Linked DNA regions of Mus musculus: regions 2, 3 and 4 are each linked to region 1. Evidence: chromatin loops called from intact Hi-C (ENCODE). Cell type or tissue: heart. All regions are shown on one strand. Region 1 overlaps Ext1 (exostosin glycosyltransferase 1). Region 2 overlaps Ext1 (exostosin glycosyltransferase 1). Region 3 overlaps Ext1 (exostosin glycosyltransferase 1). Region 4 overlaps Ext1 (exostosin glycosyltransferase 1).

What was found. A loop is a pair of places that touch in the nucleus more often than their neighbours do. Peaks named below come from ENCODE experiments on the same cell type or tissue, not always from the same donor. Only the 100,000 strongest peaks of a DNase experiment are listed, where the experiment ranks them.
Region 2: a loop joins it to region 1, with 1.9 times the contacts of the local background. A loop is called at or near these places in 2 of 42 quality-filtered maps.
Region 3: a loop joins it to region 1, with 2.6 times the contacts of the local background. A loop is called at or near these places in 6 of 42 quality-filtered maps.
Region 4: it touches region 1 in a loop (9-fold over the local background); 5 of 42 quality-filtered maps call a loop at or near these places.

Annotation. Positions count from the first base shown.
Region 1 is chr15:53,136,303-53,141,302 of GRCm38, forward strand. All of the region lies in intron 1 of Ext1 (exostosin glycosyltransferase 1), which reads right to left. Among named protein-coding and RNA genes, the nearest start is that of Gm41323, 210 kb to the left of the region's middle. In heart, no CTCF peak of the experiment used is centred here; DNase peaks (open chromatin) are centred at 2,789, 3,179 and 4,139; H3K27ac peaks cover 1,045 bases.
Region 2 is chr15:53,222,337-53,227,336 of GRCm38, forward strand. All of the region lies in intron 1 of Ext1 (exostosin glycosyltransferase 1), which reads right to left. Among named protein-coding and RNA genes, the nearest start is that of Ext1, 120 kb to the right of the region's middle. In heart, a CTCF peak has its summit at 1,986; DNase peaks (open chromatin) are centred at 1,435 and 2,035; H3K4me3 peaks cover 242 bases; H3K27ac peaks cover 1,192 bases.
Region 3 is chr15:53,245,115-53,250,114 of GRCm38, forward strand. The region is part of intron 1 of Ext1 (exostosin glycosyltransferase 1); the gene reads right to left. Among named protein-coding and RNA genes, the nearest start is that of Ext1, 99 kb to the right of the region's middle. In heart, no CTCF peak of the experiment used is centred here; DNase peaks (open chromatin) are centred at 3,077 and 3,387.
Region 4 is chr15:53,256,649-53,261,648 of GRCm38, forward strand. The region is part of intron 1 of Ext1 (exostosin glycosyltransferase 1); the gene reads right to left. Among named protein-coding and RNA genes, the nearest start is that of Ext1, 87 kb to the right of the region's middle. In heart, no CTCF peak of the experiment used is centred here; DNase peaks (open chromatin) are centred at 1,853 and 2,743; H3K27ac peaks cover 445 bases.

The sequences.
Region 1 (5,000 bases):
AACATAGGATGTTCTTAATTGGTACATCACAACATTTTACCCAGCTCAGTGATTGCACAGCTATAGGTAAAGAACGAGACTAACACTGTGCTAAGGGATTGTCTAGTTTACAAAATGAAAGTAGAATCCCATGCACTCTGTGACACCTAACTTAACGGAGCACCCATCTTAATATCTCTATGTCATTCTAGAGAGCTGCTAATTGTGATAATATTAAAGAAATATTGGATTTTTGGTGATTCTAATTTATTAAAAAATTTAAAAAACTTAGTTGTATTATTTGTAAAATGAAAGAAAAGACATGGTAATATTATACTGTTATTGTACTTTTAAAATATATATTTCTTCTATTACAACTAACATCTAAGATTGGCAAACATACACAGATAAAATTCTGAGGCCAAGAAAACAACTGCCAGGAAATATATATCTAGTTCAGGGTTCGGAAAACCAGATGGGATTCTGTATACTACACTAGGTTTTATTCAAGGCTCAGCAAGGAATTACAAGTCAGGTGGTCATAAGAGTCTTAAACACCCTAGTCAAGTGCTATATAGCTAGCCATACTTTCAAGCCTTGGTTTTCTAAGATGGGTTTGCTCTATATCCCAGATTGTTTTTCAAGATGATAATTCTCCTGCCTCTGCCTCCTAAGTGTTGGGGTGCACCTTCAAACTCAGCAATTCAGAGTGATAGAGTCAACTACATGGCATGACTGTGTCCTCACAAATTTCCCATGCATGAGAATCCTAACCCTAGAGACAATGTGTGGTGGAATCTCTGAGCGGTGACTAGGTCTAGAGGGATGTGCCACCAGGACGAGGAACAACTGTCCGCCTGGCCTTTCTTCGTGGGCCAGTAGTAGACAGGGGCCATGGTGGCTGCTGAAACTGGAGGAAGAAACCCCCTTCCAGCTTTCCAGGCAAGTGGCTGCAGGAAGGATGATGCTACTGGGTAACAAGCTGTTTTCTTGAACATAAAGAACCGAAGTGAATACAAGCAGAAAATACTCTAAGCACCTATTGGTGCCAAGACACTCCATGAGTTGCCCACCATGCAGAGATGAGTAATATTCAAGCCTTGGCCTGGAGGCGCTAAGAGTTTAATCATCTAACCATTGATCAAACAGGCACAATAAAGAGTGATAAATAGGATGTGCTGGAAGTATACTCAGAGAGCATCAGGGTGCGCTAAGATAGAGAAGCATCTAACTCATGAGGGGTGTATCCAGAGGAAATGACACTTGAAATGAATTTTAAAGAACGATAGGATTTAGAGGCAGGGAAGGAGGGGCCCGTGCACAGACGGGGACGGAGAGATTGCAAAAGAGCACAGGGGAATCGAGAACTCAGATCCGAACCAGGAAGGAGCACAGAACGGGTTATTGCAGAAACGTTATTTTAAAATAGATTTCACTCCAGACCAAAGATTTATGACAGAATCTTAGGAAAGTGCTTAAAAAATATGCCACCCTTTTGGTCTTTGTTGATAAGTAGGGTTTGGTATTGTGGTGTTTTCTGTCTTTTTTTTTTTTTTAAGAAATAATTTATTTTGATTTTACGTGTAAGAATATCATGTCTGAGTGTATGTATATAACTCGGCACCATGTAAGGGCCAAGTGCTAAGTGTGAGACCAGAAGAGAGCACTGGCATCAGAGCTTACTGTTGGCTGTGAGCGGCGGTGTACAGATGCTGGCAATGCAACAATGGTTCAGATGCTCCTACATATGGAGCACCCTCCCAGCCCCAAATTGCTATTTCTTTTTTTTTTTTTTAAAGATTTATTTATTTATTATATGTAAGTACACTGTAGCTGTCTTCAGACACTCCAGAAGAGGGCGTCAGATCTTGTTACAGATGGTTGTGAGCCACCATGTGGTTGCTGGGATTTGAACTCTGGACCTTCGGAAGAACAGTCGGGTGCTCTTACCCATTGAGCCATCTCACCAGCCCCCGCTATTTCTTAAAAAGACTTTCCTCCCCGATAACAGAAGTAAATATATAGGAAGCTAGGCACAGTAGCCATGGGCTTTTGTTCTATAATCCTGGCATTAAGGAAGTGAGGGGATCAGGAGTCCAAGATCAACCTTACCTACACACTAAATTCAAGGCCAGCCCGAGCTATACAGAGAAGCCTGGATGAACAATATACCTCAAAACAAAATATGTAAATAGCAGTAAAAATATAAGCGATGTAGTGCATCTCATTGTAAAAGATCATAACTTGGGCTTTCTCTTCGTCCTTTTCCTAATAAGACACAACGCTAACAGTAAAGTATTAAAGGCTGATGCAAAATTAAACAGTAACTTTTTTTTTTCTGTTTGCCATCCATTCTTCATTGCACAAAAACTTGCTGAGCAATGTCATAGGTATCCTTCTAAGGTGCTAAAATCATGACAAAAAAAGAAGTTAACAACCAAATTTACATACAGACGCCACAAGCATTCATAGACATTGGATCTCCCTGTCTTTGGGAAAGAGGACAACAGAAAAACAGAAAAACTATATGGTCATCTGGAGCGGATGTTTCTAAAAGTAGTCACTGGTTTGGACACAGAACTAACCATGATGCTGGAACATGTTACAATACTTGGGCATTCCAGCTCTAATGACTAAGTGTCTCGGAGACCTTAGATTTTAATTATAGCTTTTGTTGTTGCATTTGCTCAAGACTTTCCCTTTGTGGGCTCACCTCTGTCCTACATGACTTCAGTAACCCGAGGCCAGGGTTGCTGGACTTGCTAAGATTTTGTTGGCCTCCCAAAGGAAGGTCACACCATGAATGATGAAACAGATGTAGGGACGGCTAAGAAGTTAGAGCACTACCCAGGAAAAGCCCCAGCGATGGGAAGGGAAGTGAGTGACGGTCATGAGCCCAGTGAGCACTGGTGGGTGTGACCCACAAAACTGACCCTTGCACTATGATGCAACTATGGTAGATCTGTGGTGGGAAAAACAATAATTAGACCCCCAATCCAAATGTAAACACTTCCACAGGAGTCTGCTTAAGGAGGAAAACTCTTCCCACGGGACCTTTTTTAACCATTTTATTTTAAAGAGATCAGAAAGCCTCTCTGTGTTGAAATGTCTCAGTGGGAAGTTCTTTAGTACTGCTTCTTAAAACCGGCCTAACTATGACAATACAGAGGAACTGAGCCAATGAGTGGGAGGGCTTGGTGGGTTACGCCAAAGGCGAGGTTCAGGTCACAGAATACAACAATGTTGGTTTCCTGCAGGATTCGATGCATTTATTAAGATACAGGCGTCTAGTAAGTCTTCACCTTCAGGATAGTACTAGAACACAATCAACCCTCCTTTTGGAAAACTGTTTTCTAAATACCAATCTGCGGACAAACTCGGCAGGGAATGGTGTTTTACACCATTTAATGATTCTAGTGCTAAACCTGAGAAATATTAGCATGGCAGTGTGATGCACATGGTATGCTAGTCCGTTTGGGTTAACGTAAGCTGCAGTAACAAATGAGCCACTATCTCACAGTCATAGAGTTATATTGAGTGCTATAGTCTGCATGCTTTCCATGGGACCCAGGCAACACAATACCTTCCTTGCCTCTAGAATATAATTGCTTTCATGGCAGAGGGAACAGCAAGGAGAATGGAGCGTAATGCTTCTTCAAGACTTTCTTACAAAGTGGGGCAGTTGGCTTCATCTCACCGAGCATAGGCTAGAGCAGGAAAACAGCAGAAGTCAACAGTGTAAGAATATGTTCTGTCCTGAGTTGGGGGATGGGAAATTAAACACGGCGGATGAATGGCTGTAGCATTTTTCAGAACTTAGACAGCAGCTAAAAGAAAGTACAGTTAGGACTTCCAACCCTGTCTTTCCTCCAGACTTGTGATCACCATTAAATTGTGACCGAATCTTCTAAAGAGAAATATAACTCCCGTTCCCATGGCTGTTGTTCCTCATAAAGTACGCAGGATGCAGAATGAAACAGAACCAGAGAGGGTCACAGGACTAATTTTTCCCTTTGCGGTTGGATGTCAAACGGTTTCTTCCAACCCTCAATCATTCTTTCCAGAAGTTCAGCAGCTAGAGAGCCTGCATCGTGGAAGGAAGGGCCTGTCTCCTGCTCTGGCCAGCACAGGCTTCCTGACATCCGTATGGTACTTGGGGTTGGCTAGTGGGAGGAAGTAGTCGGAGAGAACAAAAGACACTGGAAGCTTTGCTACGAAGTAAGTAAGCAGAATTAGACCACTAGAAAGACAGACCTCCGCAGTTCTAAAGGGCATCTGAGGGCTCTGTTTCTTAGCAACATGTGGGAAACACCAGTCCTGTCTAAACCCTCTTGCAGCAATTACTGGTGATGATTTTGCTTCCTGTAAAGGGAGGCCAGGGTGAGCCTGCAACAGTAAGGAAAACTAGTCGACAGCAGAGTGACTCTTAAAAAAAAAAAAAAAAGTTGAAAGCCAGACATGGTGGCCCATTCCCTTAATCTTACTTAGCACTAAGGGGCTGGAGACAAAAGAAGAATCAGGAATTGAAGGCCAGTCCCAGCTACACAGGATGTTTGGGGTCAACTTCAGCCTTTTGAGACAGTTTTTTTTAAATTATATTTCATTTATTACTATGTGTGTATGTAGGTGGGAGTGCGTGTGTGTACTACAGTGTGTGTGTTAGAGGGCAGAGGACAACCTGAACCAGTTACTTCTCTCCTTCCACCATGTGGATGCTACAGATGTGGATGTTACAGATGTGGATGCTACAGATGTGGATGCTACAGATAGAACTCAGCTTCCTGGGCTTGAGAGCAGGAATCATGACTCGCTAAGTGATCCTACAGACCCCTGAAAGAGTTCCTTCCCTTCTCCTCACTGCTTCTCTTTCTCTTTCTCTTTCTCTACTTCCTGGAAGTAAGGAAGAACAAGGGCAACAGCGTGGTGCAATATTTATGGGGTTTTCCCAAAAAATAAGAGTCTGCTGTGGTGATACACACTTATAATCCTAAATACTCAGGAAACGGAGGCAAACTGAGCTT
Region 2 (5,000 bases), 86 kb after region 1:
ACAGAAAGAACTCCCCAACACTGTTCTCTGACCATCAGAAAACTGACTTCACGGTACAAAAAAGTGTGTCCACATACAAACATTAACTAAGTAAATGCAAGTCTTACATTCAATACGAGAAAGTGAGACAGGGGAGTGGGACAGGAAGAAGGTTCTGTTTCTCTCTGGGGATGTGGTGGGACAGCAAGGGAAGCTCCGAAGTGTTTATCTACAGATGAGTCTTAGCTACATGAGTCACACTCTTAGTGCTGACCTCCTGAGACATATTTCTACTGACTGTCTCCAGAAAATAGAGACACTGGGAAGGCTAGGTCTGGTTTGTGGCCAACCAACCAGTTCCATGACTAATCCACACATTACAGTAAGTATGAGAGGGGAAACTGCACTTCTGATAGACCGCTTTTAGGTTTGATAATTCCCTGCAATCTTGCCATAGAGATAGGGCAAGATATAATAAGACCCAAGGAGACAAAATATCAGAGCAGAGAAGCTTCCGAGGTTTGCCACTTGGACAAGTAGAAGGGATTCTAAGTGACAGGCCCAGCTTTTGGTCCCTGACCGTAAGACATTGCTTTATTAGGTTAAAATGCAAAAAGATCACATGATCTCTACAAACAGGCTGATAGACTCCAAAAGGAAAGAGGGTGATGGAAAGTGTAGGGAGGGGGGACCAAGGAAGCTGGTTAGTGGAAGCAAATAAAACAAGCAGTTCTTTAAAATGCAAAACAGAGTCTGTACCTCCATGTCTCCCTTGTACCTGGGCTCTAAAGTAACCTTAGAGAAGAAAGATCCTGTGGATCTGGGATGGAGAGTTGGCTCAGCACTTAGGGGCACTTGTTGAGAAAGACCAGGGTTTGATTCCAGGCACCTACACGGAGGCTCACCACTTCCTCGTGCACCAAGCTAGAAAGCGGTGCACACATGCAGTCAAAACACTCATACACATAAAATAATAAAAATAAATCTAAGAAATTAAAAAAACAAACAAACGAACAAAAACAAACAAGAAGAATGAAGAAAAGAGGAGGGTCATAAGGATCATGTGCAGAGAGTTCCTGTTGACCTCTTGGTCTACATCTGCCTACATCCAGCCTATTTGGAACAACTCTACCCCCATCTCCTCACATGGCCGATTCATCCTGATTTTCTGTCTCCGTTCAAAAGCTACCACCTCGGAGACCTTCTTGAATTGTCAGAGCTTAAAACCACTGCCTCTCTGACTAACCCAGGTATTTTTGAATCACTGTACCCTGTCTGTGTCATCGGTAACGTTGCAAATTTCTAATGATAAGGTTACAGTATACAATTATGCATTTAACTTTCAATTGAAAATAATTGGTATTTGCAAGCTCCAGGAGTGCCGAGATCAGGATGTCTTTTTGGCAAGCTTCCACTGCTTGCTTCCACACAGCTTGCTTCCTGGCAGGAGGTGGTGACCCAGGAGGGATCCACCCCGTCCATATTCCCTGACCCTGGACAGGAGCTTCTCTTTGACGGTTACCACCAAGCAAAACTTGAGAAACAGCCACACAGCAGTGCTGAACAGCCTCCAGATTTTAAGTCACACTAAGCTAGCTAATGAGCAGCTGTTTCTCTTCGGGAGAGACCTTGAGAGAGGAGAATCCCATCCCTAAGCGTACACAATTAATGCCACTGTTTGAAAAAGTAAGTCCTTACAAACTGTGTGTATGCCTTTTCTGTTTCTCTTCCAAACTCAATATATGGAAAGCCTGCCCAGAAAGTTTGCTGAAGAACTAGTCTCTTTCCACTTTCCCATCATCTGTGTTCTAATCCAAAGGTCTGAACTTTATCCCACCCACTCTTTCACTAGGGAAGGTTGAGAATATGCCCCACCCCCACCCAGATTGCCCATTCCTTCCCCCCTCCCCCCTCAGTGACTCGTAAAGTGGAAACTTCACTCTGGTTCTCCAACACTGTTTTCATTCACAGCAGCTGGAAGACAGAGGTCACTGTCCTCTCTCCTGTAAACAAAAAGGCCAAGCTGCAGTCCTCAGGCACCCGGGGAAACACACATCCCTGCTGGGAGGGCAGCCCCATGCAGGGACTGCACAGCAGGGTGGTGTTTGCTGTGGGCCAGGAAGCGGTCCTCTGCTGTCTGTGGCTATGCTGTCATTCATGGAAAAGCCAGATCCATCAGTAGCTTCCTTTTCAAGGGACCATTTGCAGGTTTATTGACTGCCCAAATATGGTGTCTTCTATCCAGAGGCTGGGTGAGCCTACGCCTCAAGAGTGAAGCCATGAGGATGTGAACAGACTTAAAGAGTATTATGTCCGTAGGAAAATGTCTGCAGACATCATAATGTTCCTAAATGGGTTTTTGTTTTTAAACTGCTGCCGTTGTTTGTTTGTTTGTTTTTAAAAGTTATCAGGTTTGACTTTACTAATAAGGAAACTACAGTATTCAAAGGAGAGGAGGTTGTAACTAATCTTTGTGCTGTCTATGGAGGACGAACGGCTAAGCAAATTATAATGCATGAATAAGGCCATTCCAAGAATAGATAAAACACTTGGCAGAAACTATTTTGGGTCCCCTGTAGTACTTTGGAGCTACCCATTAATTTATAAACAGTTGATCTACTAATTACAAAACCTTTTTATCTATTCATTTCACTGGGTCCCTAAGGAGCAAGGCAAGCAACGCTGATAGTTCCTCCTGGTTGGCACTGACCGGCTCTCTGCACTTACAGAAACTGTAAACAGATCCTTTTAAAGGAAGAACTTTATAGTCTCTGTAATTTTTAAGATTTAAATGGCATGCAGAGCAACAGGTTTGCATATGGCATTTTCATACATACTCAGACTCGGTTGATTCTTTGTCCTCCCATCGGCATGGCCCTGCCCCTGCCCCACTATCATCCTCAACCCTCAGCAATGGCCCTTGTATTGCTCACATGGCTTCCCTTATAGCCTCTGTTTTTCCCCATCTCCTGGGCCCCTTTCTAGCTTGATGACCACTACCCGCTGCCACCCCCAGCCCCCATCATCCAACATATCCAACAACTAGACGGTAGAATTCACACGTTTTGTTTTTATCACCAAGGTAATCAATTACCATAAACAGAGCAACTGGAAAGACCACCCACTGACTGTTGGCTCACAGACACAATTTGGCTGACTCTACCACCCAGGATTGCACAAGGTATAGTTAAAATTGTGTTGTCCTTTGGAGCTATGGGTCTCGGTCTAGGAATGGTGTGGCAGAATTCCTTAGGTCTCTGTTTGCATATTGCCCTCAGTTAAAAGCTAGTCTCTGCTATCAGAGGACACCTGACTTTCTTGTCCACTCTCTCCCTTTTTAAAAGCAAGGAGATGCTCCAGCCCATGTCAATCCTTATCTGCAGGACATATGTAGTACCTTCTGAAGGCTCCAGATCATCAGAATAGGATAGGTCTCGTCACAATAATCTAATAGATAATTCCTATCTCTAAGGTCTTAATTTTATCTACAAAATCATCCTTTCGGAGTAGCCCTTATACGTTTATTCAACAAGACAACTGGAGAGTATGAGTCTAGTAGAGTATGGAAGTCTTGGGGACCATGTTAAAATTCCATCTACCAGGCTGGAAAGATGGCTAAGCAAAATAAGGCACAAGCTGCCAAACCTGAATCGTTAGCCACATGATGAAAGAAAGGGACCTGGCCCCTGGAAGTTGTCCTCTGATTTCTAGGAGAGGAAGAGCTCTCTCTTCCCTTCCCTCCCCCCCACAAATAACTGTAAAGTTGCTTAAAAATTGGTGCATGCCTTTAATCCCAGCACTTGGGAGGCAGAGGCAGGCTGATTTCTGAGTTCAAGGCCAACGTCTACAGAGTGAGTTCCAGTACAGCCAGGGCTACACTGAAAAACTCTGTCTCAAAAAAAAAAAAAAAAAAAAAAGGGGGGGGGGAGAAAAAAAAAAGAATTTGACTTCTTCCCATCACTCAAAGTTGGTCACAAAACCTTAAATTCAATATTCTACATACTTCAATAATTTGACTTAAGGTTCCCTTCCTCCCAAATAAGATCTATGATCTTCTTGAAGGGGTAGCTGATATGATTTGTCCTTTTCTTTTTTCAACATGCTACCATCATCCAGGGTATATTAGGAAGAGTCTCTAATATCAGCCTTAGTGACCAGGACAAGTAAGGGGGAGGGGGGAGAAGAGGGAGAGAAAGAGGGAGTGAGCGATAGAGAATCCAAACTTGTATTTGCTAACTCAGACATAATAGCTTTAACGTCACACATGAGCACTTAATAGCTCCCTTTCCCACTAAAAAGACAGAACTGGTCTTGGCGGAAGCCAGGTCAATATTGCAGACATCAAACAGTCCAATACCGTTTTAATGGAAACATTTAGAGCCATGCAATGAGAACACATGTGTGCATTTGCTTCAAAGGGTTAGAGAAGGGGGCAAGCCATTGTTTCCAAAGCTAACAGTAATGAGCAAGCTCAAGCCGTGCTTTTCATCAGCTCTATGGCTGTCTTCTCTGACTCTTCTCCCTGGAGCATACAGGAGAAAATACAAGAACGTACTCTTCACTTTGGTAACAAGTATATACTAAACCCTAGAGCGTGCATGGACAAAACAGAACCCACTCTGTTTCTGTAGGGTCTATGAGAGTCTAAGCCACTGGTCTATTGCTGTGAAGAGACACCATGACCAAATTAACTCTTATAAAAGAAAGCATTTAGCTGAGCTTGAGATACAGTTTCAGACATTAGTCCATTATCACCATGACAAGGAGCATGGCAGCATCCAGGCCTGAAAAGTAGCTAAAGCTATATCATGCAGAAGAGAAGCCACTAAGATGGGTTCTAAGAGATGAGGCCATGATAAGCTTTAACATGTGGAAAGGACCATCAGGGGAGTTTGGTGTTAAACAGAGTAGAGGAGGGCTGGAGGCAGAACAAGACAGGAGCCAGACTCTCAAGGGTGTGTATGAGAGCTGGAGCTGAAAGAAGCTGCCAACCAATCTCCTGAAACCAAAATACGAGAAGG
Region 3 (5,000 bases), 110 kb after region 1:
ATGCATTAACTGTCAACTTTATACCAGACAAAATTAAATCACAACATGTATTTACACTTTTCCTGGTAGGTCCTTTAGCTCCAAACAGCCACTGAGGAAACAGACTTCAATAATTCCCAGATACCACTACAAACCGTGGTTCTCAACCTTCCTAAGGCTGCGACCCTTTAATAAGATTCCTCATGTTGTGGTGACACCCAACCATAAAATTGTTTTTGTTGGGCTGGCAAGATGGCTCATCAGGTAAGAGCACTGACTGCTCTTCCAAAGGTCCTGAGTGAGTTCAATTCCCAGCAACCACATGGTGGCTCACAACCACCCGTAATGAGATCTGACGCCCTCTTCTGGTGCTTCTGAAGTTAGCTACAGTGTACTTATGTATAATAATAAATCTTTTTTTAAAAATTATTTTTGTTGCTACTTCATAACTCTAATTTTGCTATTGTTATGAATCATAGTATAAATATCTGATATTCAGGGTTATCTGATATACAAACCATTTGACCTCTAACGGGTCACAACCCATAGCTTGAGACAGGCTGCATTACAGCCTTTTACATAATATTCAAGGGGATCAGATGTTTATGTTAAACAGGGAAGGAGAAAAGGAGCAATTGCCTTAAAAGCCAGACAGTAACACGAGCAAAATCAGAGAGACAGAGCTTGCAATTTTTTTATCTATGAACTCAAAAACAAAACAAAAAACTTCACAGACATTTTAAAATTCTCACAGGCAACACTTTCTACTTGCCCCATAATCAAACATACGTGTTCAAGTCAAAACATACATTTCCTCCACTTTGATTTCGATTTAAATATTTCTCAGTATAAAGCTTACCTACCTACTATTTATTATATCCTCAGAGACAAACCCCACAGAAAAACAGAACTCATTGGAAACTGACCTCCAGCATAGCTAAATAACATCCTTCATTTTCTTATTTACTTACTTCAAATGTGGCCCATTTTCCCATTGTGTACTTATCTCTGCTTTCCCTTCCAGCACAAAGAACTAAAAGCCAGGGCCACCTTCACATTCTAATATGTTGACAACATTCTTAGCAAATACCAGATTAAACATTTTTTTCCCTGAAATTTCACTGTATTACAAAAATAAGGCCTCTTAAGAGACAGTCTGAAGTCCGTTTTTAAAAAACAGGTTTGTACCGTTTAGGCAATTAGACTAGTAAGTCCCAGGGATGAAAGAATGCCCAATGAGCATACAACCTCCCAGGTCTTAGAAGGAGAAACTAAACTGTGGAGAAACCCGTAACAATCCTCAAGAACACACTAGATGTCTTCTTCTTTTCCTGTTTCAAGCTAGAATGAGAACTTCATAGAACAGGGACTTCCATGCATGTGTGTCTGTGTATATGTATATGCTCATGTGCATATTTGTATGGGCATATGTGATTTACTGGGTGGGCCTGAGAAGTGATCTCCTAGATAAATATTCAAACGCTAAAAAGGGGTTGGTTTTTGTTTTGTTTTGTTTTGTTTTTAAGAATGAGCCAATGCAGGAGGAAAAGAGAAGGGTGAGCAGAATAGCAAAATATTCCAAATGTCTGGCTGAGGAAGAGGAAAGATGGACACTCCAGCGTACAGGCACTACGGGACAAGGTGGAAGGAAGCACCGTGTGGACATCCACCAAGTGCAGTCTGCTGAGCATCTCCCCAGCACTCAGCAACGGCCTGGACCCTCTCTGTTCTCAGTCTTTGCAGCTGGAGTTCAGCATCCTCAGAGTTCTAATCCAGCTTCCCTCACATCACAGGTCAGGAATTTCCTTCTGCTGCCATCTCACGCATGTCACCCACTGCCCACAAACAATCAGACTGCCCACTTCCACAGGTGATAGACAATCTCTGTATCTTCAGGTATTCTGGTGAGTTAACTGTGCTGATGAGGACTGAGGTGAGATATTTAGATGTATGGGATCTGAGACTAGAAATGTTTCCCATAATAATCCTCAGAGTTACAAGGACTAATGGAACATATGTGCACTTAATCGTCATGAATTACATGTTGCCAATGTGTGAAAGACAGACGTTTTATCCCAACTTAATGAGGAGATGGAGGAACGCAGCCTTGAACCTAAGAATGACTTACAAGATAGCACAGAGCAACAAAATAGGTGACTCAGGCCATAGGCCATCCCATGCTTCAATAATGCCACTTGTCTTTGAAGGATATCCCAGGCTTCTCTACAGCCACAGACTCTCAGAGTTAAGGAACAGCAACAAAAGACACCAAACTTCCAGCTTCTATGTCTGGGCTCTCACCAGTGTCTACGCTCTAGGTGACCTTTTATTACAAGAGGAGAATTCAGAAGGAGATATCGGAAACATACAACAGAGGCAGCAGCTGAGAACAGCTATGTGGTGTTTAGTGTGTGGTAACTCAATAACCTGTCCAGTAGTCTCTCGGGGTTATTACATGCTTATTTTACGAGGAGAAAACTGAAGAAACCAGCAGTCAAATAAGGCCATGAGAACTGGCACATGAGGCAGCCAGAACGAACATCTGGTAAGAGGTGTGTTCGCCATGGATGCTCTCCTGTGAGATAATGGGCCATCTCTCTACCTTTTCTTCTATGTCATATGTACATCACAATTGTAAAATGACTTGAAACTCTTTGATAGGAAGTAGATTGCCCAGGAAAACAGCACATCTATGATTCATTGTTCTTTGCCTTATAAATGTCTCTTATTATATACAGCATTCACTACTGTGCTTAACATATTCCCATGCAATGAACTGCCACAGGTCTCCATTAACACTGCACAACAGAACATCCCTTTCCCACTTTAGTATGAACACAGCTAAGGCAACATTCATATGGCCCGTTGATGTCTAGTCTTCTAAAAAGTAATGAGTCCTTTCTACTGTATTGGGGAGGTGTGCTACCTAATTTCATGGGGCTCTGGAAATCAATTCCTTATCCCAATCTTACAACTCCTCCTCTTTGCAGGCCAGGCCTTAAAATCCCCAGAACCAGTTAGCATTTTGCTAGGAGTAGGTCTCTCCCAATCACTATCCAACTGACTCCAGGAACACTGCACAAGTCCCTAGAGAACATCAACAATGGGGACATAACACCTTTCCTGCTTTTGTCTTTATATCAGATGTGTTAGAATCATTAATATCTTGGCTGCAAATGACATCGGAGTTCTTCCACCTCTAAAGGTTCTATGAACAACTAAGGGAGAACATGGGGCGAGACTCCAGCCCTTTCTTTCAGGCATAGTGCATTCCTTAGAGAGCTGGACCAAGTTTTGGGTTGCTCATTTGTGAACTGGAAATGATACTTTCCTACTGCTAACAACACTGTGAGGGTCTACTGACACAATAATGGGAGACAACTGAAGCTCTGTGGAAGCAATGTGAGAGCTGAGCCAGATAGTCCTGAGTCTAAAGTTCCCATTGTTCTAACATCCTGCAACGAACTAACGTCTTAGGCCAATATCTAATCTCCGAGTCTCATATTATCTGTCAAACACTACGCACATGCAGAAGTTGCTTTTGAACGAAAACAGACTAGAACCTACTCCTTATCTACCCAAGCTAGTTAGTAAATGTCATTTAGACCACAGCATTCTGGGATTTCCATTAAAAGGACCTGGGAAAACTAGAGAACACAAGCACCTTGAGAGGACACTTAGCTCTGCAAGAGTATCTCCAGGTAAAAATGCAACCAAGGGCTGCCTAGCCTTCCAAGCACAGAATCCAGAGTTTTATATCATGCTGGGGGGCGGGGGGGGGGGGGTCAATGATTTAAACAGTTGGTGATTAAAGCATTCATTTCCTTCTTATTATAACATGAGATCTGACAAAAAGAACTTAAGGAAGGGTGCCCTTGGGATCGCAGGTTCTTGGTACTGTCCATCACAGCTGGAAAGGTGTGGTGCAGGGGGCAGCCTTGGCTGGGAGGGCAGGAGAGGCAGTTGGTCACATTGTGCCCAGTCAGGAAGCAGAGAAAGAAGAACAATGGCTCTCTCCTTTTTGTTCAGTCCGGGAGCCCAGCCTATCGGATGGTGCCACTCACACTCAGGATGGGGTTTCCCCTCCTCAGATAAACTCCTCTGGAAATTCCCCCCTGACAGATCTAGATGTCTCTCTTAACTCAAAACACTATCAACTGACAGTCAGACTAAGTACCACAATCATAACGAACAAGTAGAGAGAATAGACAGGTTGTATAAGGTCCTCTGCCTCCTTGCACGGTGACAACCGTTTAAAACAGTTTAAAGTAACCTCAGTGGCTCCTGATTGTCTTTGAGACCTTACTACAAACTAGAGGCTCCCACCTAAGGACAGATGCCCTGAGAAATCAGTATGTACTTACACCAAAGTTAGCCTACAGTTTCATGGGCTTTCAGGGGTTTCTGAAAGCCCACATAAGGCTCCCAGGTTAGAATAGCAGTTCCCCCCAAAAAATTCAGAATCTTGCAAAGACAACCTAGAACAGAAAAGCTAATTGACAGCTTCTCCCATGTAAAGATATAGACCAATATACAGGACACACAAAGCCCTGGGTTCTGTCCCAGCTACACACATGCATACACGTGTGCAAACACTTCTCAGCCTTTTTTATTTTTCATTAGATCTATTTATTTTGTGTAGAGTTTGCCTAGATGTATGTCTGTGTACCACGTGCATGCGTGCTGCCCGTGGAGGTTAGAAGAGGGTGTTAGATTCCCTGCTAAAAGAGTTATGGATGGCTGTGAGCCACTATGTGAGTGCTGGGACCCAAACCTGGGTCCTCTGCAAGAGAAAGAAATGCTCTTAACCAGGAAGCCATGCCTCCAGACCTCTGTATTATTTTAAACAGAAACTTTCATGGAAATAAAGGCAAAGCAACATTACAGAAGCATTCATTTTAGCAAAGCAATCCAATAACAGTGGCAGTGTCCTGCTTTAAGATTTATACTTAAGGTAAATATGATGTATCTTTGAGCTCTCAAAAAAATAAATTTACAATGTAGCCAAAATTTTTGCCTTA
Region 4 (5,000 bases), 120 kb after region 1:
TTCTAGTCCCAGCACATCAATGAATAAATAAGTTAGCTAATTAATTAATCTATCTGAATTGCCCTGGCTCAGATGGCAACAATTATGGGAGATACTTATTAGAATTTAATGGGAAGAGGAAAGGTAGAAGAAAAAGCTGCCAAAAGCCAGGGCTGCCTGCTATCACCAGAAGGAACAGAGACATAGTAAGGCTAGAAACTACCAAGGGAGCACTGCCCTCCAAACCTCATGACTCCAGACTTCTCCCCTGCTGTGTAAAGACACACAATTTGCAGTGTTCTCTTTCAATGGCCCAAGAAAACGAACACAGTAATAAGCCAAAGGGGACAGACACCATCCAGATGCACAATGGGGACAAGGCCTTGCAGATCTATAAAAGCAGAGTTGGTTTCAAAGAACAAAAGGGACTTCAGTGTGGTGGGAAGATGGGAGGGGAAGCAAGGGCTGAAGGACTAGCCCCACTGAGGTCACCTTCTGCTCTGAGCCTTGCCAACCAGAAGGCTCAACTCTCTCAGGAGCTACGCCAAGCTGCCGCAGAGTGAACAAGACGCAAAAAAATCATCTCAGGAAAAAATAACCTATAGCACGTGCAAACTCATCTCAAACTCACCTCTGCTTACTGCTTGCATACAACAAGCCAAAGGTAGCCAGGCGTGGTGGCGCACGCCTTTAATCCCAGCACTCAGGAGGCAGAGGCAGGCGGATTTCTGAGTTCGAGGCCAGCCTAGTCTACAAAGTGAGTTCCAGGACAGCCAGGGCTATACAGAGAAACCCTGTCTCAAAAAAACAAACAAACAAACACAAAAAAAAAAAAAAAAACAAAAAAAACAAAAAAAAACAACAAGCCAAAGGTTCCCACCATCACAGAATAGTGAGTTAGAGACTAGACAGGCAGCAGCAGGCCTCTCGATCATGGTGGGGCTCAGTCTCTTCCTCGTGCTGGTTCAAAGGAACAGGATCACCGTGCAGAAACCATAAAGATGAATTCCGGGGACACACGGCATACTGGTCAACTTCCTAGTACACTTTAACAATGTTTGTGGCTCGTAGCATTCTGTGCCCTCGAGTACTGGTAAGTGCATTTACAGAGATAAGGTAATCGTCAGAGGGAACAAAGTCAAGATTTTAGTGTAAATGGATCCAAATCTGGTCAGCGGAAGACGGTTTTTAAGCCTCCAAGACATTCCTCCTAAGTAAAACTACCTCATTCGCCTCACACTGTTTCCTCTCTTTTGTAGGCTAATTAAAAAGCTTGTCTCAGCTGGCCTGGTTTAATAATAGAATACTAGTTCATATTTAAACAACAGAGTTCAGTTGTGAGAGGTTTTGCCTCTTGTAAAACCTTGGGCTTTACTTGAAACACACACACAAACTATATGATGCATTTAGAAGAGAAAAAGTAACAAAACTGAATCGGCTCCTTAGGAAAGTCACCTTTAGGGCCAAAGACACAGGATTCCCCTCCCTTCCTCTGGCTGACTTACACTCTTGCGACTGATTTATAAAGCAAGCAAAAAAAAAAAAAAAAAATTAAAATAGGCCCACAGCCTAATGAACAAAACAGGTATCAGATAAAAAAAACCCTCCTAATTGGAAGATTACATTTTTAGCTATAACCTCAAAATGGATTTTGCAAAATTATCAAAGCAACTCAAATCTGCAGAATCTTAATTTAAAGCAATGTAATTCTAGACGGCAAGGAACCTAATTGCTGGCTAAGCAACTGTTTCCAACTGTAATTGGCTGCGCACAACCCTGCACACAATCGTGCACACACATGCTTAAGCCACCTGACGTGGAAGGCATCTGGACTGGGCCCAGCGCTGCCAAAAGAATCTCTGGAAAAAAAAATGCAACAAAAGGAATGAGCTCTCTCGCACAGGCTCCTCCACGCATTGGCTCAGAGCTGCCTCACTTTCCAGAATCGCTCCCTGAAATGTCAAGACGGAAATTAGTGCCGTTCGTTGCATAATGCTTTTCCCCCTTCCAAGCAATTTCAATACTTGTGAGAACTACTCAACAACCTATCACAGAAAGTTGTAACTAAAACACACACACACACACACACACACACACACACACACACACACACACAGAGGAATACCAAGAAAGGCAAACTCACAAGTATGTTTGAGGTTGAATTATGTCCCTCTCCTAGCCATAATCCTCATTATCTCTTGACTGTGATTTTGTATGGAAATAAGAGCATTGTTATATAAGAGTACTTATGTTAAAAGGTTATGATAGAGCAGAATGGGCCCTGAAACACATATGACTCACGTCCTTACAAGAGGAGAAAGTCTGGGTTTGGATGAGCCTGTAAGTGAAGGGGGGGGGGGGGGGGAGGAGAGAGAGGAAACTTGAATGCATTACTGACTTGAAGATGAAGACAGGACAAAGGTTCTGTAAACCAAGGAAGGTCAAAGGAGCAGAGAAAAGGAAAAGGCATCTGTCAGCTGGATGAAGGAAGCAGCCTGCAGATACCCAGGTCTTAGACCTCTAGGCTCTATAACATAAGGCTGGTGTGGCCTAAGCTACTGATTTTCATGGACTTTTGCCATGGCCGTCCTAGTAAACTAACAAAGTGGACAGGCATAGCCATAGATGTTTTTACTATAAAACTCTCTATGCCACTCTCCTAGCTGTAAGCACGTGTGTGTGTGTGTGTGTGTGTGTGTGTGTGTGTGTCCCTGGTTGGTTAATTTGTCATGGTTATGGGTAGATGTGGTTAATCACAGGACTGAGGAAATTCTGACTCAGAATCCCAAGAGACTGGAGCTACAGCTTTTGTCATGCAGCCCTGAGTTCACTCCAGCTCTGGGAAACTCCAAATCCCAAAGAGAACACAATCTTGTTTTCTCTCTCTTCCTTTCAATACAGATGCAGGTTTAATTTAATAAGACTGTCCCACTTCCCAAGTGCAATTAAAAATGGCCTTCATTCCTCCTCCGAATGAGTAAGCTTTACAATGCTGCAATCTATGGTTCAATAAAAAAAAAGCAACTATCGCACCCATCACTGCAAAGCTGTAAAACCATGACCAACGTGCTTCTGGAGACTTTGGAAGCAGAGGAGGAAAAAATAAAAATGAAAACAAACACGTAAACAAACAAAAAAACCTTAAAGATCCAAACACAAAAATATCAAAATAATAATATATTATGAAGGCTTTAGAAATCCAGCCCTTCGTTTCTGAAACCGTTAGTTTCCTACGTTTGATTTCCACCCTTGGTCCTTTTCATGTGGTAAGCAGGACAATGGGACAGGAAAGGAAAGAGGTGGTAGAAAGACAGAATGGCGTCTTCCGTAGAGGGAGACTGAAGTCACGAGCATTTATCTCTAGACAGTGCTGGGAACCACTGTGCACAGGATGCCTGTGTATAGAAAACAGAATGTGAGGCAGAGACATGCTTACGAGAAGAATAATCGTTAAAGTGCAGAAGCCAGCATTACACTGTTAGAAGCCACCACACAATCAATAATGGGTACAAACTGTAGAACAGGGAGAGTCGTGTCCTGTGATCCTGCATCTCTCATCGTCTGCACTGGGAAAAGGAATGCTTAAGGCTCCTCAGAATGACCTTCAACCATGCCTTCAAGGCTGTAGGGTGGCGGACTATTTCCTTCCCTATCATTATGTCCCATTCTAACAAGTTAAGAGGAAAAGACATCTTTTCTGGGTGCCAGACACTATTTTAAGTACTTGATGTACTGTTAAACATGTGTCTGCATCCTGCTTTTATAGTTGGATTAAGGCAAAGGTTAAACGAGTCTTCCCAAAGTTAACAATGGAAAGTGGCAGAGATGAGGTACTCACGTCCGGCCCACAGAAGCACCAACAGCACAGCCTTGAAGCCAGCAGTGGCTAATAACCAAAAGCAGTAAATTCAACACACGGGAAATGGTTCTTTTATGTTCTCATGTTGCAGACCTCTGACTACCCCATTGTTGAAAAGACACCCAAAAATGTCAGGCAGCCCTCGTTTCAAAGGCTCCTCCAGTGTCTCTGAAGCAAGTTGCCAGGTCTTTTAAAAAAGGGAGTGAATATAAATTCTGTATTCGGGGCTTCAGTAGGACTCCTTCTAAAAAGTCTACCCAAAGACGGTTTTAATAGAATTTCATGCAGAAATTACTAGCTGAGATAACAGGCCCATCTCCGCTTCTGCAGTCACCGGAAAGGTAAGTAAGTGGTTAACCTCACAGTATTTGAGATTTTCATGTTTTCAGCCTTGCTGGAATTGGAAAGAACACCTCATGGTCCCTTCTTTACGTATCACCGATTTCAACTTTTATGCCACATTCCACTCCACTCCTTGCTAGGTGCTGGTATGTGTGTCGAAGAGAGACTTGGATTTAAACCCATCAAGTAAAAACAGAACTATTTTAATTGCGTTATCTAAAATACATTACAGATTCGATAACGCTCCTTACAACTATGTTTTAGTGCATTATCTGATCAAACACAGGGATAGTTTCCCAAATAATCAGCTGGCCAGAATGAGACAAGGCTGCCAGTGTAGTTAACCATGGCTGTAGCACAGTCTTCATTGATTCGAATTCAGCATCTGCCCTTTGCAGCTGAGCACTAACTGAGTTGCTTTCAGGACTCTACCTGATTGATTAAACAGCATCACATACGGGCGAGCATGATGGAAAGGGAGAGGAGTAGGATGTGTAAGGTAAGGTGTGGTCTGTGTGGTTCTTTAGCCCTCACCGTGCTATTTCAGTGGCCTTCCATGGAGCCTTTCTTCTCTCTGGACCACAGCTTCTCTGGCTATAAAGTCAGATGCTTCTGACATTATGCTTAGCTACACAGACCAAATAAAATGCTACATGTAAAATGTACAACACAAATTGTCAGGCTGTCATATAGTGATATTACTGAGCAACTTGGAGAAGACAGAATTAAACCAAATCTTTTTCTTTTTGATGTAGGTTAATTTTTCAATTAAAATGTTCAATTACATTTAAATTTAATGTAGGCTAATATTTTTCAAAAA